Linked DNA regions of Homo sapiens: all the other regions are linked to region 1. The links are chromatin contacts, found by Hi-C or POLR2A ChIA-PET in ENCODE. All regions are on one chromosome and are shown on one strand. The core of a region is the stretch at or near the end of the contact, and the rest is flanking DNA. Distances in the headings are between cores, read along the strand shown. Region 1 has its middle 44 kb from the start of TLE3. Region 2 overlaps LOC107984781 (a long non-coding RNA gene). Region 3 has its middle 70 kb from the start of LINC02205.

What was found. A loop is a pair of places that touch in the nucleus more often than their neighbours do. ChIA-PET counts read pairs that join two places held with the same protein, here RNA polymerase II (POLR2A). Pooled maps may share reads with other maps.
Region 2: a pooled map shows a loop between it and region 1 (3-fold over the local background). The contact joins two enhancer-like sites. A Hi-C loop is called at or near these places in 1 of 168 maps with a recorded cell type or tissue (CD14-positive monocyte) and 2 of 50 pooled maps. POLR2A ChIA-PET finds 5 or more read pairs at or near these places in 1 of 52 experiments (activated naive CD4-positive, alpha-beta T cell).
Region 3: a map of Right ventricle myocardium inferior shows a loop between it and region 1 (14-fold over the local background). The contact joins two enhancer-like sites. A Hi-C loop is called at or near these places in 2 of 168 maps with a recorded cell type or tissue (Right ventricle myocardium inferior and lower leg skin) and 9 of 50 pooled maps. POLR2A ChIA-PET finds 5 or more read pairs at or near these places in 1 of 52 experiments (Panc1).

The regions. Positions count from the first base shown.
Region 1 is chr15:70,139,887-70,144,887 of GRCh38, reverse strand. No RefSeq gene overlaps it. Among named protein-coding and RNA genes, the nearest start is that of TLE3, 44 kb to the right of the region's middle. RefSeq lists enhancers at 3,716-3,815, 3,583-4,086, 4,591-5,001. Within about 2 kb of position 2,052, at least 12 of the 41 ENCODE cell types and tissues checked have a DNase peak (open chromatin) inside an H3K27ac peak, as active enhancers do; they include CD14-positive monocyte, where a contact is called at or near this core.
Region 2 is chr15:70,526,465-70,531,465 of GRCh38, reverse strand. LOC107984781 (a long non-coding RNA gene) reads left to right here. Exons shown (of 2, transcript XR_007064698.1): 2 at 2,232-2,793. Among named protein-coding and RNA genes, the nearest start is that of LINC02205, 23 kb to the right of the region's middle. RefSeq lists an enhancer at 2,959-3,008. Within about 2 kb of position 3,070, at least 7 of the 41 ENCODE cell types and tissues checked have a DNase peak (open chromatin) inside an H3K27ac peak, as active enhancers do; they include CD14-positive monocyte, where a contact is called at or near this core.
Region 3 is chr15:70,433,603-70,438,603 of GRCh38, reverse strand. No RefSeq gene overlaps it. Among named protein-coding and RNA genes, the nearest start is that of LINC02205, 70 kb to the left of the region's middle. RefSeq lists an enhancer at 2,082-2,131 and a silencer at 2,942-3,145. Within about 2 kb of position 3,068, at least 4 of the 41 ENCODE cell types and tissues checked have a DNase peak (open chromatin) inside an H3K27ac peak, as active enhancers do.

The DNA of each region.
Region 1 (5,001 bases), core at 803-3,302:
TTCTCTCTGCTCTTCTGATGACTGGACTGGCTTCGGGAGCTGCTCTCAGAAAGACCCTGCACTTGGTTTCATGCTCTGCTGTCACCATCTTGAAATTCTTGAACATACGCCCCAAATATGATATCATGTAGCTATTCCCACCTCGCGCAATGCCCGACATGAAGTGAGCCCCCAGTAAATGTGTTAAAATGAAGCCATGCAAATAGTAAAGAAAACTTTGCTTCTGCCTTCTACGTGCTCACAGGATAGTTGGGAAGATAGCTATAGAAACTCTGAAGTGCACTAAAACCTCCACACAGTACATGGTGCAGCATTGCAAGCCCTGGCTTGGAATCAGACAAAGCTGGACGTAGAGTCCAGCATGTAATGCTGAACAAATTACTTGACTTCTAGGTACCTCAGTTTCCTCAGGTGCAATCTAGAGCTAAGACTACCAACTTGGTCAATCTGGAAGGTCAGTTCTGAGGTTTCCACTGCAGGCTTTGGGGTGGAGTATGGGGAGGCCCCATCCTGCTGAGCTGGGTTTGGAGCTGGGTTTGGGCAATGGCAGTTCCTGCGTCTAAGGTTCATAAAAGGCCCCCTTTTCCAGATCTCTTGGATCTTCCAATCTATTCCTCATTTAGCCTTACTAGGGGTGCTTACCTGCGGACTCTGATGTGGGTTCCTGCCCACTGAAATGGGTTTTCCTTGGCTACAAAGGTATAGCCTTTTCTGCACACAAGAGTCTAATATAGGGAGGTCACTTGATGTCACAGACAGGGCCTTAGAGTGAAGAGAGGGCAGCATTAGCAAATCCACAGCTCCAGGAAGTCCCCTGATATGACACCTCTCCTAGTCTTCCCCCTCCTTATGTTCTGGGACCACACCCCTCCCCAGCTTCCCAGGCCAGGCCTTTCCCACTACTTCACTCCCCTTCCTGCTGACCTCTCTCCATCATGGCTCCCGAGGCATGGGCACCGGCGGGAGGGGTGGAGGTGACAGCACAGGATCAACAGCTGCCAGCCTAAGTTGAGTCCAGCAGAAAGCAGAGGGGTCCCCAAGTGGTTTCCAACATGTCAAACATCCTACTGAGAACCCCCCATAGATTAGACTTAGCTCTCACCGCAGGCTTACGGAACTCCACGGTCTGAGCTGTCGGCAAAACCTAATTCATTTGGCAGACTCAGTCTTTCACATTAGGGGGTTTATGGTGGTTAAAGATAATGAAGGGACTCATGGCAATAAATAGTTTGGAGTAGGGTGGCCTGAACAACCTTGCTAAGAAATAAGGATTCAGGCCGGGCGCGGTGGCTCATGCTTGTGATCCCAGCACTTTGGGAGGCCAAGGTGGGCGGATCACGAGATCAGGAGATTGAGACCATCCTGGCTAACACGGTGAAACCTCGTCTCTACTAGAAACACAAAAAATTAGCCGGGCGTAGTGGCAGGCGCCTGTAATCCCAGCTACTCGGAGACGCTGAGGCAGGAGAATGGCGTGAACCCTGGAGGCAGAGCTTGCAGTGAGCCGAGATCGCGTCACTGCACTCCAGCCTGGGAGACAGAGAGAGACTCCATCTCAAAAAAAAAAAAAAAGAAATAAGGATTCAGTTGTGACTTCTGTCTTGGGTCCCTCCAATCTCCATTCCCACCCCCACAATTATCACCTTCCTGCCTTCCTTTGGTGACCTCTTCCCCCTTGAATCACGCCCTAGGCAGGCACTCATCTGTTCTCAGGGCCATCTTCATAGGCTCTTCCCTGCAGGAGAGAAAGCATTTTGTGCAAGCTCCACCTAAAAGTTATGCGGGCTTTCCAGCCTGTTCCTCCCACCTCCTTCCTGCCCCTGAATCTTCCCGCAGGGTCACCCTGAGGACAAGCAGTTTACTAACTCGAGGGAGAGCAGGGAACTCACATTCTGGGTATCAATGAAATTTATGAGTCATGGATATCACAGGACCCTGTTTTCGTTTGACTTCATTCGCCGCTTCCTTTCTTCGTATTAATTTCTCCCAACAGCCCACTTATCTTCCCTCTTGGAGCCCTGCCCGCCATCGCTTTCCCTGATACATGGTATCTCTAACAGGCTAAAGCACTCAGCGATGCCATTGCTTGAGAGTCGGCTTGCTCAAGCACTCACAAGTTACACTCTGTGGCTAATCAAATGTCAAAACAATCTCCCCCGCGATTTGGAGGAGCTTGGTGACAGGAAGACATTGGCCACTGAGCCATCAGAACAGGCCACGTTTGCTTGGTGGCAGGCAGTGAGACCGGTTTCTGCCGCGTTACATTCCGGGTGGCCGCTTTCCCTGAGAAGCAGCTGCTCTGCAGTTAGTGGGGTTTGGGGTTTGGAATTTGTTTCTTCTTTTCTTTTGAAGGCAGAGAGATACTCCATGCCAAGGGTCAGCAGGGTGGGGGGTGGCGGCGGGGAGGTGGTTGAATTTTTTTCTATGACAAAATGTTGTCAGGTCTCTGAATCATAGCAGCCACAGCGGTGGTTAAAGAGAAGAGATCGCATCTAGGAGCTGGTCTCAGTTCTGCCACAGAGAACACTGGACGAGTCACAGCCACTCTGAACTTCTGTTTCCTCTTCTGGAATATGAGGAAATTGGGTTAAATGGTCCCTGTGGTTCAAGAACCAGAAGATGATTCAACTTGACACCATACCTTACAATTTAAACACTTCTGTGCTTGTTATTTCATTTGATGTTCACAGTAAGCCCATAAGTGAACAGGAGAGGGATTATTATCTCTATTTTATAGCAGTGAAATGACTTGTGGTGGTTATACATCCTGCCCATGACAGAGCTTAGCCTGGGTCATGGGCTGGTGTCCTTCTCCTAGCCCAGGCTTGTCTCAACTCCTCATGCTCACAGGGTAGATTCCTTGAGCCGAACCACCTCCACCTTCAGCGCCACGCGGGAGCTTTTGTTCAAGCCAGAATTCAGGGATCATCCTGTCCACTTCATTTTCTGCTGAAAAAATTGAGCTCCATAGAGGGAAGCAAAAGGGCCTCCCCCGGCTCACACCGCAAAGCGTCCCATTCTCCTGATGTGGAACCACTCCACTCTTCTCGTGGGTCCCATGGGAGTGAAAATGCCTGCATCTTGGGCCTGGGCTAAGGATGGATCTGTCAAAAACAGTGACACTGATAAGTTTTGGGTGCATTTGAGACACCACCACTGTGTCATCATTACCCACACTGCTGTCATGAGGTCTTGAGAAATTGTCACCGGGGTCCTCTTGGGGTCTGATGTGCTAAGAGAGGTCAGGACAGGCTAATCTGTGTCTGCTCCATGCCCCCTCCACATCTACCTGAGCCTTTGAGAGTGCCTAGCTCATTCTCCCTGCTCCTTAAAATCCTCCAAGTTCCACAGCCCCACCTAGACCTCAGAGTGAGTGGTTCACTTTGCGGCACTCAGGCCCACTCAGTGACCACAACAAACACAGCTTGCAGGGTCTGGCTGGCCACAGGTGCTGTCCCTTCTGCCCACCTGGCAAATGCTATCTCTTCTCTCCAGATTTAGCTTGCTGGCCCCCTCTTCCATAGGGCCCCTGAAGAGGCAAGTGCTTCCTTTTCCCACTCCCACGACTGTGCAGAAAGCCTCTGACAAAGCACTTTCACTTTCACATGGTGGCCACTGGTCTCCGAGGCTGTTCTCCTTTTAACTGGCAGCTCAGTGAAGACAGGGGTTGTACTTTGTTTCTCTCAGTATCTTCAGCGCCTAGACCCTGATGGGGCTCAGTGACCTTAGAGGGAGAGGGGATGAGCTTTACATGCTGATCAGGAGCACAGGCCTTGGCAGCAGGCTGGCCTGCACTGAAATCCAGTTCTGCCATTAACCTACATGTCATCCAAACCTCTCTGAGCCTCAGTTTTCAAATCTACAAAATGGGAAGATTGGTACTGCCGGCCTCATCAGGATGAATGGGAAAAACCATGGAAAGAGCTTAGCATATCACAGGCAGTAACCGGGAACTATTGTCATTATCATTGGGGAATTCCCCAAAAGGTTCCTCTGTGAGCTCACAAGAAAGCCCCTGGGTCTCCACGCCGTCTGCAGGAAGCACCCCGGGGATTGGCAGCCCTTCCCTGCCCTGCCTTCTTCTCCAGCTGCAGTCGGAAAACCCCTTTCTCAGGATGCCCCAGACAGGGCCAAGCTGCTTTCCTTCCCCTTGTTGACACAGGGAAGACCTGGCTGCCTGGAGCCTTGACTGGGCCTCCCACTCTTTGAAGTGCAAACACCGAGCTGTGTATTTTGGGCCCCTCTGAAGGGCCGTTTCTGGTGAAATACCAGGTTTTGAAATACTTCACTCCTTGTTTGCATTCGGAAGCCCATACATGCTCAGGTCTCTCAAGGCCTGTATTCAGAGAGGCTGGAGGTAATGTGGGCGAAAGAATCAGACTCTAGTGGGGGAACACAGTGGCCCTCTGCTCTTGGGCTGGGCCTACAGGAGCCACTGGAGGTGGAAGAGGGAGCTCCCTCTCACAGAGTCCACCTCTGGCTGGGAAGAGCAGACGAAGGCATGCAGAGGTATGTCCAGGTGAGCCCAGGGCACAGAGAGCTGGGACCAAAGGCTGGTGTGAAGAGTCATCTCCTGAAGACCTAGCTACAGAAATACTGGAACTCAGTGCTTCTTCCAGCCCCTCCTCTGCTCTGGCACCCACCCCCACCTCTCCACCCAGGGAGTATGTAAACTTCTCGTCCTGCCAAGAGCTGGGCAGGGAGGAATGACATTTATTTGAGCCTCACTGATCTCATAGGAGCTGTCTTAGCCCAACAGCAGAGGTAGAGGAAGTCAGAAGGGGAGGCAGGGTTGACTTGATAGAGATCTCCGTGGGTTTCTAGGAGGGTTTGGTCTGGTCTCTAGGAGGATGAGCCTCCACGTCCTGGGTGATCATTTGGGCCAGGTATTTTACACACCCTCTTTACTTTAAGCCTCATGAGGTGGGTGGTCCCATCCCCATTTCACAGATGAAGAAATCGATGCTATAATGGAACAGACTGGACTCCTTACCCAAAGGC
Region 2 (5,001 bases), core at 1,821-4,320, 390 kb before region 1:
CTTCCTTCCTTCTTTCCTCCCTCCCTCCCTTCCTCTCTTTCTCCCTCCCTCCCTCCCTCCCTCCTTCCCTCCTTCCTTCCCTCCCTCCTTTCTTTTTGGAGGAGGGAGAGGAAATTAAGCTCTCCAGGTCTTGGTCCCTAATTTTCCTCGGATAAAAAGCAGAGGGGAAGATGTTTGAGATGAGAAAGCCAATGCAAGTGTCTGGTGCAGGTCCTCATGGTGTCGCTGGCACTCAAGCCTGGATAAAGTTGCTTATTCCATTCGGGCCAGATCACACAAGGTCCAGGGAGTGAGGGCCACCTGTTACGAGGTCCAGAGTTGACCACACATTGAATCTGAAAGACTTAGACTCTGAGTCCCAGGACAAGGTGGAAACACAGCGTCTCCTGTCCTGTTTTGTCTCGTTACTGATTGAGCTCCCCAAGGTCCGTTTGTCTCTCCCAAGCTCTGCTTCAGTGTCCACAGCTCACCGTGCTGGTCAGTGCCTCACATGGGGGTGCCAATGCCCGCTGGCTGAGGGAACAGGCAGATTTGAGTTTGAATCTCAGCTCTGCATTTAGTGTTTGATCCTTTACTATTTATTCAAGCTTTCTGAGCCACAGTTTCCTCACCTGTTTATCACTAGGTGTCCAGTGGGGACTGAATGGAAACTTTAAGCTGGAAGAAATATCATTTTAGAGACACTAAGCCATCTGCCTCCTAGAGTGGGCACTGTGCGGGCCGCTTTAAGCCAGGGCCACCAGCACTCAGCGATCACAGGGTGCTTCCAGCTGGCATCAAGTGTTCTTTTCTGTATCTCCCTTGGCGTGGAGCTGCTGTCCCATGGAGTTAAAGAAAACCATGCCCCTCTAAATTTGAGGAAGTGTGTTCCCTACCTAGAAGTTATTATTTATCTTAGGGACATGTTTGATGGTGTTTGGGTGTATGTATGGAGCATGTGTGTGTGAGTGTGTGTCTCCATGTGTGAGTGTGTTTGTGTGTTTGTGTCTGAGTGTCTGTGTGTGTCTGTGTATGTGGCTGTGTGTGTCTGTGTGTCCGTGTGTGTGTCTGTGTGTGTTGTGTATCTGTGTGTCTGTGAGTGTGTGTTTATGTGACTGTGAGTGTGTTTGTGTGTGTCTATGTGGCTGTGTCTATGTCCGTGTGTGTGTGTCATGTGTCTGTGTGTTGTGTGCCCGTGTGTGTCTGTGTGTGTCAGTGTATGTCTGTGTGTGTGTGTGTCTGTGTGTCTGTATCTGTGTGTGTCTGTTCTTGTCTGCACTTTTGTTCCCAGGAGATGTGAGGTGAAGACCTCACCAAAGTAGGAGTGGCGTGTGGGCTGGGCTTTGGCCCTTCGTGCTGGAAGTGATGGAGAGGCATGGCCTGGCTTGGCACAGCTCTGCCTTGCCTGTGCTGCCAGCCTCTTGTGAGAGATGCCATGTGGAAGGGATTTGGGACAATGCACAGTGCACTCTTCTGAGTGTTTTGTCTGGGCTAAAACTCTGCAGAGTATAGCTGTGGCTCTGAAACAAATAGAGGCTGGCCTTGTCAATTGTTTTGGGGTGAAGTTAATCCGGGGTAAGAGTCAGAGGCAGTCTAGAAGGCAGGGCATAAACTAGCCAGATGAAGGCCTTGGCTGGGAGTTGGGTTTATACCCCTAGGCCTAAGGAGTAGCCACTGCTAACAAGAGTTGTAGTTTTTCCTCTGGGTTGCAATTCTCTTCTCTTGCCTCCAAGCCTCCACTCAGGTAACCTGGCAGTGGGGAAATTGAGAGGTGCAGTGTCCACTCACTAATGATGAAGGTGAGATGTGGATGCATGGAGCACATTTTAGAAAAGCCCTGGCCTTTTATAAGGACCTGGGCCTTCCAGTATTTTCCTTGCCATCTCACCACCTGCTAACACATGCTGTGCACATAGGAGGTGCCAGGAAAATGTGTGTTATTCGAATGGAACTGAGAAACCGTTCTAGTCTAAACCCTGAGGCCCCCTGGCTTGCCCCCTCCTACCATGCCCATCTAGTTTTCAATGCCAAGCTCTCACGTCAGGGTTTTTCATCTCCATCTTCCTGTTGTTCACTTTAGGGGAAGGGTCCTGCTTGGACTATTGCAGTAGCCTCCAAGTAGCTTGAACTTTGCTCAGACTCTCCCCTCCCCAATCTGCTAAGCAGATTGTTGACAAGATTCTCTGCAGTTTGCTGCTTTGATGATGTCCCTCTCCAGCTCCAAATTGTTACTGGCTCTCCATTGACTACAGGTAAAATGCAGACTTCTCAGCCTGATCTTCCACAATCTGACGTCAGCCTACCTCCTCATCCTGCCTGGGCCTGGAGGCATGCCAGCCAATTCAGACCACTTGCCATTTTTCTTTTTCTCCTCTGCATCTGGAATTGCTGTCAGTGAAACCTTCTCTTTCCCTCAAGGAGCACCTTGAATGCTGGCCCCACATCACCTTCCTGACCCTGTCAGCTCAAAGAGGTTTCTCTGCATCTGAACTCCATGTGTTCCAGTCTCTGGGTCCTTACCATGCACTGCTGGGGCATGCTGTGTGCTGGCCGCCGTCCCTCCTCATGCTCAGAAGCAGAGCCTATGACTTAGTCACTTTGGTCTCCCCAGCGCCCAGAGCAGATATTTGCACAGAAGAGGAGCTCAATAAATGTTTGTTTAATGAATGAATATATAATTCTAACCCAGTGCCCTGCTTTCTTACAGTGACATTCAAGTCATCCTAGGCCAAAAAAAAAAAAAAATGCCTATTTACCTTCCAAAATTACCTCTCATATTGGTCAAAATTAAAATAAACACTTGGCGGATTAAGACCTGGCCTGTCATATTGTATCTGACACCATTAAGAACCAAGGTTGGGGTGCCTCACGGTTGACTTCCACTGATCTAAGATGTCAACAACAATGTCACCTGCCTGATAGGGTGACATCTGAGCTCCAAGGCATGCACTCCTGTCCTTTGGGCGCTCACCCCCGGCTTCATGCACCCTGTGCCCTGGGTCAGTGCCTGCCTCTCTGATTCAAGCCTTCTTCTGGGCGACTGGGCCTTTGATCTTGGGTTATGTTCCTGTTTTGCTTTCACTTTCCAGCTCTTATCTGCTAGAGTGCTTTGAGTGTAAGCAACAGGAAGTCCTGTGGCTAATGTAGGCGTTAAGGAGTTTATTGGAAGCATGTAGCAGAGCCCATGGAACTGAATGGAGGGCAGAGAACCAACTCAGAGCAATTAGAATTGGGATCACAAACAGGGTGGGGTGTGGGGCTCAGAAACAGGAGCTATTGATAAAAGAACTGTTTTTTCGTTTTTTTGTTTTTTTTGAGACAGTCTCGCTCTGTCACTCAGGCTGAAATGCAGTGGCGTGATCTCAGCTCACTGCAACCTCCATCTCCCGGGTTCAAGCAATTCTCATGCCTCAGCCTCCTGAGTAGCTGGGATTACAGGTGTACGCCACCATGCCTGGCTAATTTTTGTATTTTTAGTAGAGATGGGGAGCTTTGCCATGTTGGCCAGGCTGGTCTCAATCTCTTGGCCTCAAGTGATCCGCTTGCCTCGGCCTCCCAAAGTGCTCAGGAGGCTGAGGTAGGAGAATGGCATGAACCCAGGAAGCGGAGCTTGCAGTGAGCTGAGATTGCTCCGCTGCACTCCAGCCTGGGCGACAGAGCAAGACTCCATCTCAAACAAACAAACAAACAAACAAACAAAAACACTGCTGGGATTACAGGTGTGAGGCACCACGCCTGGCCTGAAAGGACAGGTTCTTAAGGGGTTGCCATTGCTGCTCCTACTGCCAGGGCTAATGAGTGTCGACCATTTTGTCTTTTTGCCACTCTGCTGCAGATTCAAACTCCAGGGAGAATCCAAGTGGGCCTAGCATGTGCTTCTGTTTCACCATCTGCTGCTCTATCCCTGTTATTCTTTCCTGGTTTTTGCCCATCCCTCACAGTCCCATCCATCACCCGATACCCACCCAGACATGCATAGAGCACCCCACAAGGGGTTTCCAGGGTTGCCTCCATGAGGGTGCTGGATTTCTGCCTAGCCCAGGTAACACATCCTTCTGAGCAGTGATACAAGCAGCAGTAGGACAATTAGCTACCAAGGGAATTGTCCTCTGCTTATCCATCATTGTAGAAAGTAATGAGTGACTTTAAATCACAAACCTTATGTTTTCTTTCCCATGGCATGAAATGCGTAGGTCAATTCTCAAAGCTTAGTGACTAGTTCTTGTACTAGAAATGCAAACTTGAGGACAATTTACTCATAAACTAATTACTTGTCCTTCCCGGGCATTAGCAATGGGATCTGCAGGCACAATAGACATATTCACATTGTTGATCCCCGTTGTTCCAAGACCCACATAAGCTTCCTGGGAAACGGATCTGAGCAGAAGTCAAAAACACAGTATTCCTTATTTCTACCCGTTGGACTTGTGGGTTCACTTAATGCTAGCTTTCTCCCTAATGAAAGGCAAGGGAAATATCAGCTAGAAATTTCATAATCAGAGTGTTTGCCTCGTTTGCTATTTTTAAACACCACAGACTTTGGAACTAAGGATGTGCATTAGTCTGGCAAATGCTGCTGGTAGATGTGGACTGAAGCTCCTGTCTGCAAAGGTACAATTGAGAGGACAAAGAGCGGGCATAAATAATGGATTAAGAGTGGCTCTGATGAGAGCCTATTCGTCCTGCAGCCTCAAAATGAAAGCACGCAGCCGATGACTCATTGGATAATAGTAAATATGATGGGCTCATAAAACCACTGGTTCCCCCGGGGGCTGTTCGGCAGGCTTTGTCTGGTCTTGAGCTTGTTATGTGCGGAAGCTACCAATTTAAGCTGCCCTTCCCCCAGCAAAGACGTGGCTCCTGGGCAGAGAGTTATTTGGGTGATTTGCAAAGTGTGGGTGGCACAGGGAGAGGCGGATTTTCCCCCAAGGGATGTTCCTCTGCACTCCTGCATGTGCCCTGGCCTGATGCCAGTTCCAGGCAGGTCCCCATCTGGGGAGATCTGGATGCTATATGGACTTC
Region 3 (5,001 bases), core at 1,819-4,318, 290 kb before region 1:
AGTGCAAAGGCCAGGCCAGAACTCAGATTTATTTCTTCAACAAATGTGATTCAGAATGACCTGCAGACTGGGCATTTTCTGGGACTAAGGATGTCAGAACCCCAGTTTCTGGGGTCTGCCTCTGAAGGATACTGTTCCAGATCTCTCATACGGCTTTGGGGCCACATGTAGGTATGGGTTCTGAGGGCCACACGATTTTGTGATGTGAGTGGCTTGGACTCATGGTTGTATTAGTTCTCTGAAGGGCTCCCAGCCCCCTAATTCCACCCCGGCCATGCACAGACCGGGCCTGCTGCAGGTTGAAGCTGTAAATCTGTGGATTCAGGGATCCGGTCTGAGCTTTGCCAGGGCCTGCCTCTTGTGCTCATTTGTCACTTGCAATCTCTCTTGAAAAGCACAGACAGTGCCTGAGGGAACTGGATGGGCCCCTCTGACACCACCAGTAAGCTGATGATCAATGCTGCTCGGGATGGTTTAGCAAACCACTTTGCATTTTCCAAGACCTGAACTCCTTGGCTCATTTACTGAGTCACTTAAGCCTCTCTATTGTGTAAGATTTAGGGATTTGGGATGGCCTGGGGCCATTTTACATCTCCATCATTCCTGTTAAGCCCTGCTTGTTCCCTCTCCAACAGGTGGGGCCCAAGGTCTCCAGGAGGCCTGAAGGAAATCTGCACTGCAGCAGCTCTTATAGCCCCAGCCCAGGGCCATGGGCTGGCTGGCTCCCATAGCGGGGCAATGACAGTGGAGTCCTGGATTGCCCTTTTGCTTGCAAAAGCTAATTTTCTAGAACTGAGCACAGCACTGTGCTAGCAGCATGAGGGATGGAGTTTGGAGCGAAATAAGACAGGCCTCCCTGAATTAATTCTGAGTCAATTTTTGAGATGGACCCCTACCCAAACTGAAGGTGTGCTGGTAAATGTTTAACAACTAACTTCCCTAAGGAAAAAAAAATTGTAGCATTTGTCATTTCCCATGGTATAAATATTCTCTCCATGGCCGATTCCAAGACACCAATATGACATCTTGGGAAGAGATGCACAGGCTCAGGTCTCAAGAGTGGAAAAAAGCCACCGGCTCCAGCATGCCACTGACCCAAACTCACCACAATGCAAAATGCACAAAAATCTGGCCTCTAGATAGGGGAGCAATATCTCCTGACTGAGCTTCCTGGAGAAGCTGCAAGGAGCAAGGTATTTTTGGTTTGGTCCTTGAGGAAGGCACAGGGTTTCCACTGACGGAGCAGTGGAGGGAGGTTCTCCAGCAGGAGAGAGCGCCGGAACCAAGGCGGGAAGCACAGAAACATCTGCATGTTTGAGGACCAAAGTCCTCCGGCAGGAACACAGAGGCCACATGACAGAAGGGCTTATAAACTGCCATAGAGTTTGTCCTTCATCCGGTCTGTGGTGGGGAAGCCAATGATGCACCTTAAGCAGGTGAATGACACTGTGAGATTAGTTTCATTTCTTTTGAATACTGACATCATTTTTTAAAAGATACTATTTTTTCTAAAAAATTCTGTATGTTCATTACAAAAACAAATCAAACCATGCATCAAAGTACACAAAGATGCCTTTTCAACAGGTAAACATCTTCCCAAACTTCCTCTATGTATACACACAGACAAAAAGTTAGAAGGATATAGTAGAAATAAAATAAAATAAATGAAGATTTAAAAAGAGGAAAAAAGACAGAGAAATAAGAATTAACTAGTCTACCTTCTTTCACTGGGTATAGTCAAGGCTGTTTGCAATGCTTGGAACTCTGGCAACTGTCTTGTAACCATGAGGAAAACTAGTCTGAGGCAGCCGACAGACTGAGGGTAGCAGAGCAGGAAGATGGAGATAATCTGAGTTTTGGTGATGTAAGGTAGCTGCTGGCCTTCACATACAGACCACCATGTGATAACTCTGGTTGTCACATGTATGCTTTTCCTGCCTACCTAGACTCTAAATTCTCAAGACTCAAAACTGAGTAATAATGAAGCCAGTCTGTGGGATGTAAGGGCAAGAGCGTGGGCTTTGGAGTTGAACAAAGCTGCCTTTGCATTACAGCTCTGTGAGGGGGAGTTACCTAATCCCTTGATGCCTCATTTTTTTAAATCTCTGAAATGGCAATAATAAACCCGCTTCCAGAGAGGTGGTAAGCATTGCATTAGATTGCATATGTAAGGTTTCTACCACAATGCCTAGGACAGGAGGGACTCAGAAAATGATATATACATGATTATATATGAATGAATCTGAGAAAATATGAAGTATGCCACTGAGTGAAAACACAACATGGTACTTTTATTTCTTCAGTCTTTTTAGCACAAACTAGACAGACTATGAGAAGCAGAGTTCTATCTCTGAAACTTATGGGCAGATTAATTTGGGGCAAGTTCTTTTACTTCTCTAAGTTTCAGTTTCTTCAGCTGTTAAACTGAGACAAGAATATTTGAAGATTAAATAAGGCCATGCCCAAAGCACTTGCAACATGGTAGGCTCTCAATAGACACTAGTTTCCTTCTTCATGCTCTGCCCCTCCACAACACACAAGACACAGACGTGTGTTCCATAAACACGTGCTCTCTCTCTCTCACACACACACATACCTAGAACACACCCACACAAATGGACATGCACAGACACATGGACCCACACATGTGCAGACACACAGATACACAACTTTCTCAGCCCCAGAATCTTCCAGGAGGTTTTAGAAGTAGCTGTTGCTGTGTCTGTCTGCAAGACCTGTTTACAAGGCAATTATGAACTCTTTTCGCCAAATGTAGGATCTTCAAACAATGAGCACTGTTGCTTAAAGGAAGACTATTCCTGGGGGAAAATACTTTAAATGTAATTATGTCTTAGCTGCACATCTAGTAAATAACTAGACATGCACTGCTTTGAATATAAAATGTCACATTTTTGCAGATGGGACAGACAAATTTTGGCAGTCAGAGGAAGTCAGGAGAGAGAAATGAAAGAAGAAACCACATACTTCCTTTTTATTTACCTGATGTAACTGGGCCTGGCCCCGGGGGCATGGGGCTGGGAGGGCCCTGAGGGCTGGCTTTGGCTGAGACAGGTGCAGGGAAGGTGAGAAGCAGGCTGAGGAGCACAGAGAGGGAGTCTGTGTCTTGATTTCCTTTCTTGTTTACTTCTTTTGTGTCCTTTCCCACCCTCGTCACCCTGGCCTCAGTCTTCATTGAGTCTTCCCTGGGCCGCATCCTCACTAGTTTCCCCAATTGCATTCTTTCCTCCTCTGACCTGTTCTGTGTAACATCACTAATCATTTGTTCCCTGAAATAGCACTTTCCTCTTGCCACTCTTGCTCAGAAACCTCCCTATTTCTCCCTTTCGCGTCTTTGCTTCCTTGGCTTCTCAGTGGAATGAAACAGTCTTTTCACCAGGACTCCCCAGCACGCAGCTGGGCAGTGCAATTTCCATGGTCTCCAGAGCAGTCTGGTCCTAGAAACCATGAAGTCCAGCCTTAAGCCACAGAGCTACAGTCATGTGTCTTTCAAAGCCCAGAAGACCTTGTTCATTGCATGACCTGGACAACTCTCCTGACCTACCTTGTACTCCTCTTCCCAACCTGTCTCTTCTCTACTGATTTTTCTTTCTGTTTCACCTACCTTGGCTACTGGGGCTGGTTCCTTTCCCCTATTTACCCAACTTTGACCTTTGGCTTTCCTCCTAGCAGGAGGTTTGGATTTTCCCTCTGGCCAGGCTTTCATTCCTTTATCTACTAAGTACTTATACAGGACTTACTGGTGCCAGGCTACATTTATGGAGGCACAAAGAGTGTCTCCTATCTGGAAGAAGAGGCCATTAGACAATTCACTGTGTGTGTGTGTGTGTGTGTGTGTGTGTGTGTGTGTGTGCGCGCGCGCGCGCGCGGGTGGAGCGGGGGGGTGGTTGGGGGTAGGAAGATGCACAGAGGAATAAATTGTTGTCCTTGAACTCTGGCAACTAACCAGAGGTCAGCCAATAGTATTTTATCCTTAATTGATTTATCAGATTAAGCTTTAATGGAGCAGGGAGGAAGTAGGAGCAAGCCAGGAAGCCATTACAATGGAAGAGATTGTGCTCAAGAATTCCATTTGATCTTCAAACAACCCCAAGAAGGAGGGGTTTTCCCCATTGTCCACCCAGGGAAGCAGGCTCAGAGAGGCCAGCTGACTTTCCTAAGGTCACCCAGCTGGCAGTAGAGGGTCCTGGCAGCCTGATGGCATTGTTGGGTGCACTCCTGAGGCCACGCTGATCCCAGGGCAGGGAAGAATGCCAGGCACCCCTGGTCAATGTCGCTTCCTGATCAGCCTTCTAAGGATCGTCCGGGTCTGCAAGTCCCTTCCACGGGTTGACTAAAGCTGCCTCTTTGCTCTGGAAACCCTCTACCTTCCCTCACTGGCTCATCTTCCTGGCTTCTCTTTGCCTTGGCCCTGGGGGCGGAAGGGGAACAGCTGAGTTGTCATCTAAGCTTGCATCTTCCAGGGCAGCAGAGGAAAAGGACATTGATTTATGATCAAAAAGGCGAAGGAGGATGCCGTGGGGAGGACGCTGGTCGGCAGGGGTGGGTGGGCGATAAGAGAGAACTAGAAAGAATAAAAAGAATCCCTAAGCCTTAAAAACAGAGCTTGCCCTCTGATTCCTGGGTAGGCGTGGGTTGAAAATCTTTCATGTAAAACTGAAATGGAATCACGAATGAGGAGAAATCATCTTGGGGCTTGGGTGTGCCTTACAGGACTGAATTAAATTTAAAATGTATTGATTTCCCCTGCTGATTAACAGGCCTGGCACGCGAGAAGGGCGGCAGCCCAATAAGCAGCTGGCACCGCTGTCCCAGTCCACCAGCGTCCCCTGCTGCATCCCATGTCACCTTGAGTCCTGGCAATTTTCTAATTAGCCCAATGGGTTATGATTTGAAGCCGGAAGAGCCAATTAGCAGGAGTCTCCTTTGACCTCCAGTTTGGGGTGATAGGAGACGAGGTAATGACTTCAGACAGAGGGAGGG